2 separate regions of the Homo sapiens genome follow, and region 1 is linked to region 2. Evidence: chromatin contacts called from ENCODE Hi-C or POLR2A ChIA-PET data. All regions are on one chromosome and are shown on one strand. Each heading gives the region's core, a stretch centred on a gene start or an enhancer-like site at or near the end of the contact. The rest is flanking DNA. Distances are from core to core; before and after follow the strand shown.

Evidence for each region. A loop is a pair of places that touch in the nucleus more often than their neighbours do. ChIA-PET counts read pairs that join two places held with the same protein, here RNA polymerase II (POLR2A). Pooled maps may share reads with other maps.
Region 1: a loop to region 2 is called in a map of thyroid gland, with 3 times the contacts of the local background. The contact joins two enhancer-like sites. A Hi-C loop is called at or near these places in 3 of 168 maps with a recorded cell type or tissue (dorsolateral prefrontal cortex, psoas muscle and thyroid gland) and 2 of 50 pooled maps. POLR2A ChIA-PET finds 5 or more read pairs at or near these places in 5 of 52 experiments (H1, MCF 10A, Panc1 and 2 more).

The regions. Positions count from the first base shown.
Region 1 is chr21:26,098,040-26,101,269 of GRCh38, forward strand. The region is part of intron 2 of APP (amyloid beta precursor protein); the gene reads right to left. Among named protein-coding and RNA genes, the nearest start is that of APP, 71 kb to the right of the region's middle. Within about 2 kb of position 1,817, at least 6 of the 41 ENCODE cell types and tissues checked have a DNase peak (open chromatin) inside an H3K27ac peak, as active enhancers do.
Region 2 is chr21:26,045,093-26,048,821 of GRCh38, forward strand. The region is part of intron 5 of APP (amyloid beta precursor protein); the gene reads right to left. Among named protein-coding and RNA genes, the nearest start is that of APP, 120 kb to the right of the region's middle. Within about 2 kb of position 2,384, at least 2 of the 41 ENCODE cell types and tissues checked have a DNase peak (open chromatin) inside an H3K27ac peak, as active enhancers do.

The DNA of each region.
Region 1 (3,230 bases), core at 567-3,066, 52 kb after region 2:
ACTGCACTCCAGCCTGCGAGGCAGAGCCAGACTCTGTCTCAGAAAAAAAAAAAAAAAAAAAAAAAGAGTGCATAAGAAATTCCAAATCCTAACAACCAGGAAAGAGGGGGAATAGAAACAATCTTAGATCATATTATATTAATATTTTTATATATAATAATTATTATTAATATTAAAAGCTTATCATCGGTAGCCTAAGTAGTTTTGTCTACTGAAGAAATACCTTAAAACCTGGTCACCATCAGAATGTTTTGTTCCACATTTTAAAAATCTGAAGTCTCTCTTCTCACTATCTCTCCAAGTTGGAAATATATTGATCTCAGACAAGATGACATTTAAGTTGCTAAATACGTAAAGCAAGAAAAGACATTGATGATATTTAAGAAAGCCAAGAAGAGAAATGTATATATTAAAAAAAAACTTTGTAAAGCCATATGTTGTCAGAGTCCTACAGAAACTTTGTCTCTATTCCCAACATTAAGGGCAAATGGAGAACCGAAAAGTCCCTTTTGTAAACAGGCCACCTAAGACAGGTGATTAATGCCAAAAGTCCTAAAATGACCAAAGGTATTTCAAAAACACAAAATCAAACATGGCTAACAAAAGGCTGAAAACAAAGTTAATGAACAGAGTAAATGGAATTGGAAATTGCTACTAATTCTGAAAACAGTTTGCCTACTTTTCTACTTAGTCATTCAATTTTTAAAATTCACCTTTAGCCAAATTCTTATTTCTTTTTGAAAACGCTAAAAATTATGTGGTACTAATAAAATGTTTTAAATATATTAACAAAACGTCAATGAGTAACATGTGATGCTTTAGCACATCTTAATTTACAGGTCACTGAAAGAGATGAGCTGAAACCCGCATGTGTTTTGCCAGGATTGCTGGAGAACCTGAATAGTTAAGGGAAAAAACCTGCATTCCAGACTGACTCAGGAACAAGACTGACTAGATTTGATCATTACTGCAATTCAGTGACAGATAGATGGGAGGGTTCATTTTACTATTCTTTCTACTTGTACATATGCTTGTAATTTTGCATTTAAAGCACTGAAAATTTAAATAAATACATTTAGTCCAGAGGAAACAGCCAGGTTTCTAAATTTATAACTGCATGTGAAAAAGGAAAAAAAAAAAAACCCAGATCCAAATTGTGTCTGCATGACTGCAGCTAGCATATATGAATATATACATGAAACAGAGAATCAAATGCTCTATACCAAATTGTTTCAGAGATAGCCTATCTTGTATATTTTCATCGTCTCAAAGCTTTTCCATACCAGTCCCTTTTTCAAAGAACATATCCAAGAAGAAAGTAAGAAAAATGTCATAACTGAGGGTTTCCTAAGTACCAGACATCACTGCAAATGTTTTATGTGTAGCACATCATAATCCTGAGTTAGTAATTACTCCAATTTATTTAAGATGAAACTAGAACAACTAAAATCGATGCCATTTCTAAGCATTCAAAGAGTATATTAATCATAAATTTTAAACTACTCGGACTTAGGCATATAAACCAAGACAAAGCATGTCCTAGACAATATATACTTCTGTTTCTGGATTTCAATGACATTCTTTAAATTTTCCTGGAATACAAAGAAATATCACATCTTAAACTATTCTCAACAAAAATTCTTTTAATAATGAGGAATACTGAAAATACAATCTCTAACTTAATTGAGAAAGAGAACTGGAAAACGAAAACGTTCTCTGCTTGCAACTTAATGAGGCGCTGAGAGGCAGCGTGCAGCTGATGAAACGCTACTGCAATAATGGGAGGTATCAGCATGCTATGTTTCCAAATGATGGCCTTATGTAAAAGCAAAGGCGGTAAAATGCTGCAGGGCGTTAGAATATTTCCCAATAATCTGGCCAAACTCTGCTTCTGACATTCTATATAAATATATTGTTATATCCACACTTTCATACTCAGAGTTGGAAAATCCTGTCAAAGAACCTTGTTTGATAGATAAGCTATTCTAATTTCAAAGTGTTGAATGAAAAACAAATTGTGGGTGGGAGGGAAGAGATGGGAGAGAAATAAAAATAAATAGGACAGGACACAATTGTGAAAACACAAGCAGATGTGTACACATAGCCTAGATTTTCCTATTCTCTCTTTCAATGTAGGGCTAATTTTCTTATTTTAAAATATCCAAACTGGCTTCAACTTTTTAACCCTAGAAGAAATCTACGGTCAGTAAAGCAATCCTTACATTTATACAGACCAGAAATGCATAAAATATATCCACATATAGACAGCCTGATCCCTCCATTCAAAAACTGTCTCACTCAATATGAATTTGAGATCTTTCAAATTCCAAAACCACAATGTATACGTGCCTATGATTTGCCAATTTTCAGCCTACAAGGGTGAAGGGTGCCCATAGCAAAGTAATAATGGTCAAGAATGTACCAGACCTTCTACCATAGGATAATGTATATAGTATACCTTCCAACTCGGTAAGATTAAAAAGACTACCTCTGTTGTTTGCTTTTTATTTAATTTTAATTTCATACAACTGTAGAATGGAAAAAGAAAGGTTGAGAAACAATTCGTGTCTGGGAATCCCATGTTCAGTTATGTATTTTAGAGGAGAAAGTTGGGCAAAGGAAATGGTTTTGCTCAACTCATCTAACAGGCAGTTTCTGCTTTGTGCAGGCACTGCTGTGCTTTGTTTGCTGATCCTGTTAATCTATAGATTAAGCAACTGTTCATTTAAAGCCAGAAGGTTAAAAAGGCAGAGAACAGATAATGTTAAATGGTGGGAAAGAAAACAGGAAAAAGAGAAAATACCCATAAACCAATAAAAGAGATGATAAAGCCACGTTCACCTAACTTTCCCAATTGGAAATCTCTGCCTGCATTTGAGGCTTAACCTGTTCAAAGTTCCCTCCAGAGACCTGCCCTGCAGTGTAAGTTACCAGAGACATCAACACCTTCAAGAAGCCCCTAGACCCTAGCCCCTAGCTCCAAGAAGTGCACTGCATGTTATTAAAAGAATAGAGAGGCTGGAAGAGCCTGTTTCAAGTTATCTCTTTTTTTTTCCTTTTTTTTTTTTTTTTTTTTTTTGGGATGGAGTCTCACTCTGTCGCCAGGCTGGAGTGCAGTGGCGTGATCTCGGCCCACTGCAACCTCGGCCTCCGAGTTCAAGCAATTCTCCTGCCTCAGTCTCCCGAGTAGCTGGGACTACAGGCGTGCGCCACCATGCCCATCTAATTTT
Region 2 (3,729 bases), core at 1,134-3,633:
ATAATGCAGAAAAAAAGGGGGAAAAAAAGACTGGCTTGATCATTTTAATAGCTGTTTACAAATCCAAACTTGAAAACATTTTATTCCTGAGGGAAGATGGCTATATTCTCTCTTCAATAAAATTATGAGCTGTCAATGTTTTAAATATCTTAAATTTTTACAATAATTAAATGAAATTGCAAGTATAAAAAAAAAAGACCAAGAAATATGATGAACCTAATAGAGATGTATTTGAAATGTAGAACCAGTATTTGTAAGACGGATATATTTCAGGTTCGTGCATGGCAGGTGATTAGCAGCTAGCTGCATTCCAAAGGATAATGCTCATTTCAGAAATCCATACCTTCAAAACTGGGAAAATACAGAATAAACATGTGGGTTTACCATATTTAAATTCTTCGTAAAATTAAAATATTTACTATGTTAACTCTTATTAAAATTGCTAATAGTTATTTCTCACTATTCCTTTATTCTTAGTTCTGTAAATTGTTTACCAAATAATCTAAAAATATGAAACAATAATAATATAAACGGCCCACTGTATCTAGATAGTCAATGGTGCTGGCCTGGTTTTCTGGTGTAGTTAGAGGGCAAGGTGACGTCTTGCCATATGTGACACTCCAGCAATCACCAGAACTGATGAAGTTTAAACTGGGTTCAATACGGAATTGTATATTCCAATGCACGCACACCTGCATACATGGCCATACGCACCCACACAAGCCACCCCGAGCTGTATTAGTTCATTTGCATGTTGCCGATAAAGGCATACCTGAGACTGGGTAATTTACAGAAGAAAGAGGTTTAACTGGACTTACAGTTCCACATGGCTGGGGAAGCCTCACAATCACGGTGGAAGGCAAGGAGGAGCAAGTCATGTCTTACATGTATGGCAGCAGGCAAAGAGAGAGAACTTGTGCAGGGGAACCCCTCTTTTTAAAACCATCAGATCTCGTGAGACTTATTCACTTCACAGGAACAGCATGGGAAAGACTTGCCCCCATGATTCAATTGCCTCCCACCGAGTCCCTTCCACAACACATGGGAATTCAAGAAGAGATCTGGGTGGGAAAAAAGCCAAAACATATCACTGCCCCCCAAACCAGAGAGTAACATTAACTAACCTGGCCAACATGGTGAAACCCTGTCTCTACTAAAAATACAAAAATTAGCTGGGTGTGGTGGTGAACACCTGTAATCCCAATTACTCGGGAAGCTGAGTCAGGAGAATCGTTTGAACCCAGGAGGCAGAGGTTGCAGTGAGCCAAGATCACACCACTGTACTCCAGCCTGGGCAACAAGAGCAAAAACTTCATCTTAAAAAAAAAAGAAAAAGAAAAAGAAAAAAAAAAACTCTTCCAAGTTATACAGTCTTAATGAAAATAAGACACGGTCAAAAGGAATCACTCCTCCAGATCTTAAGCAGCTCTTTAAAAAAAAAATGTTCAAAGAAATAGAAAAAAAAAATCATCTAATTATCCAGAAAGATACATCAAGTTACCTCTCAGCACACGCTCACCAGTGTCTGCAAACCTAAACCTAAAAGAATACATCGATAATTAAAGATTGTTTCTTAAAAAAAATGTGAGTACCTCCTCTGCAAGAGGAAAAGTGTGACTCTACAACAATTAGAGGGTCTTCTAACATTTCATTTGCTTTACGAATTCAGCAACCCCCATGGACCACTGGGTTCAATCAGATTCTGCAGTTCCAGGTGAGGAGCAGCTCTGCCTCCAGGGCTAGGCTGCCTACCTGGCTAGTCTTACAAGTTAGCTTTCCAAATGAATTTTCCCATGGAAAAAAATCTTACCCACGATGGCTGGAGTCTGTGTATTATTAACATTATGTACGTAATTATTATTATTAACATTATGCTACATAATGTTAGTAACAGTCTGGATTATGCTACATTACAGACTGCATAAATAGGTATTTTGAGGTGATCTGAGAATATGACCATTACAACACTGGAGAAAAATATACTCGGTAATTTACACATAAATTTCTGAAACACTACCTGTTTTGCCTATGTTAAAGATTTACCTCTTTTTCATACCTCTTTTTCAATGAGGTCATAAAACAGAGCTCATCCTACAAGGAATGTTTCTCTAAATGCCCCATTAGCGATAGAAAAACACTCATCTTCTATCAAAACAAGCCTCATTAACTACCAAACAACAAAATACTGTGAATCAAATATTGTTTCCAGGAAAATGGTAGCTCGTTTCTCCTTCTTCAAGAATTGTCACGTAGCATCCCCTGAAGATGTTTTAAGTCAGGTACGTTAAACTTCTATTCTGATTTTACATTTCAAGTGTCAAAAGGAGGGCTGGTTCCTGGAACAAGGAGGCTGCCAGTTGGCAGGAGCCCACCTTGTGTGTGGATCAGTGATGCAACACCTTTCTGGTTTTGTCCACATGAAAGAAGCCCTGCCCGCCTGCAGGGCTACAGGAAAAGAAGTTAAAAAATAAAATGGTGCAAGTGACCTGATATACTAATTATACTGAATCCAAACCAATTTTTTTAAATTTTAAAAACAAGAATAGTTAAAAACAATAATAAAAATTCAGTGGCTCAGCCTTAGAAAACATTACTAGGTTATACAAACCGTCTGTCTTAATGGAAAAATAAAGAGTGATAAGAAATTTCAAGTCATCCAGGAACTACACTGTCCAAATATAGTAGTCACCAGCCACATGTAACTATCAAACACAGTGTGTGGCTAGTATGAATTGAGACGTGCTGTTAAATGTTAAAAGAAGTGTTAAGACTTCTTACGAAAGAAAGAAACATAAAAAAAGAATGTGAACTATCTTATTAAATTTTTCATATTGGTCACATGATATTTCAGATATACTGGATTAAATAAAATGTTGTTAAAATTAAATTCACCTGTTTCTTTTTACTATTTTTAAACTGTCTATTAGAAAATGAAAAAGTAAGGCCAGGCACGGTGGCTCAAGCCTGTAATCCCAGCACTTTGGGAGGCTGAGGTTGGTGGATGACGAGGTCAGGAGTTCGAGATCAGCCCGGCCAACATGGTGAAACCCCACCTCTACTAAAAGTACAAAAAAAAAAAAATTAGCTGGGCATGCTGGCACATGTCTGTAATCCCAGCTACTTAGGAGGCTGAGGCAGGAGAATCGCTTGAACCCGGGAGGTGGAGGTTGCAGTGAGCCGAGATCACGCCACTGCACTCCAGCCTGGGTGACAGAGCGAGACTCCATCTTAAAAAAAGAAAACGAAAAAGTATGTGGCTCACATTACATTTGTATTAGACAGTTCTTTGCTAAAAGATGGGAGGCTCTATAACAGGGCCTATAGAAAAAAAAAGGCAAAAAAATTTCATAATGTTTTAAGAAAGTTTATGAATTTGTGTTGGTCCGCATTCAAAGTCGTCCTGGGCAGTGGGCTGGATAAGCTTTCTACAATATCCAATCGTGGACCATGAAGTCCTTACCAAAAGCTATGAAAAAAAATTTAAAATATACAATTTACTTTGTCTAATATTTATTGAGGACCTATGTGCAAGACATACCAGACACATAAACTATAGTTTGGATTCTAACAGATAAAAAGAGATATGACTACAATTAATTGGAAGATAAGTTATGGTCTTATAAGAAAAAGGTAAAGCAAGGGTAGTATAGCAGAGCAAGGCACCTGTAAAGACTTGTAAAGGCTGCATCTTTTCAGGTGAACATTTATAAATATATAGATTTTGACGGG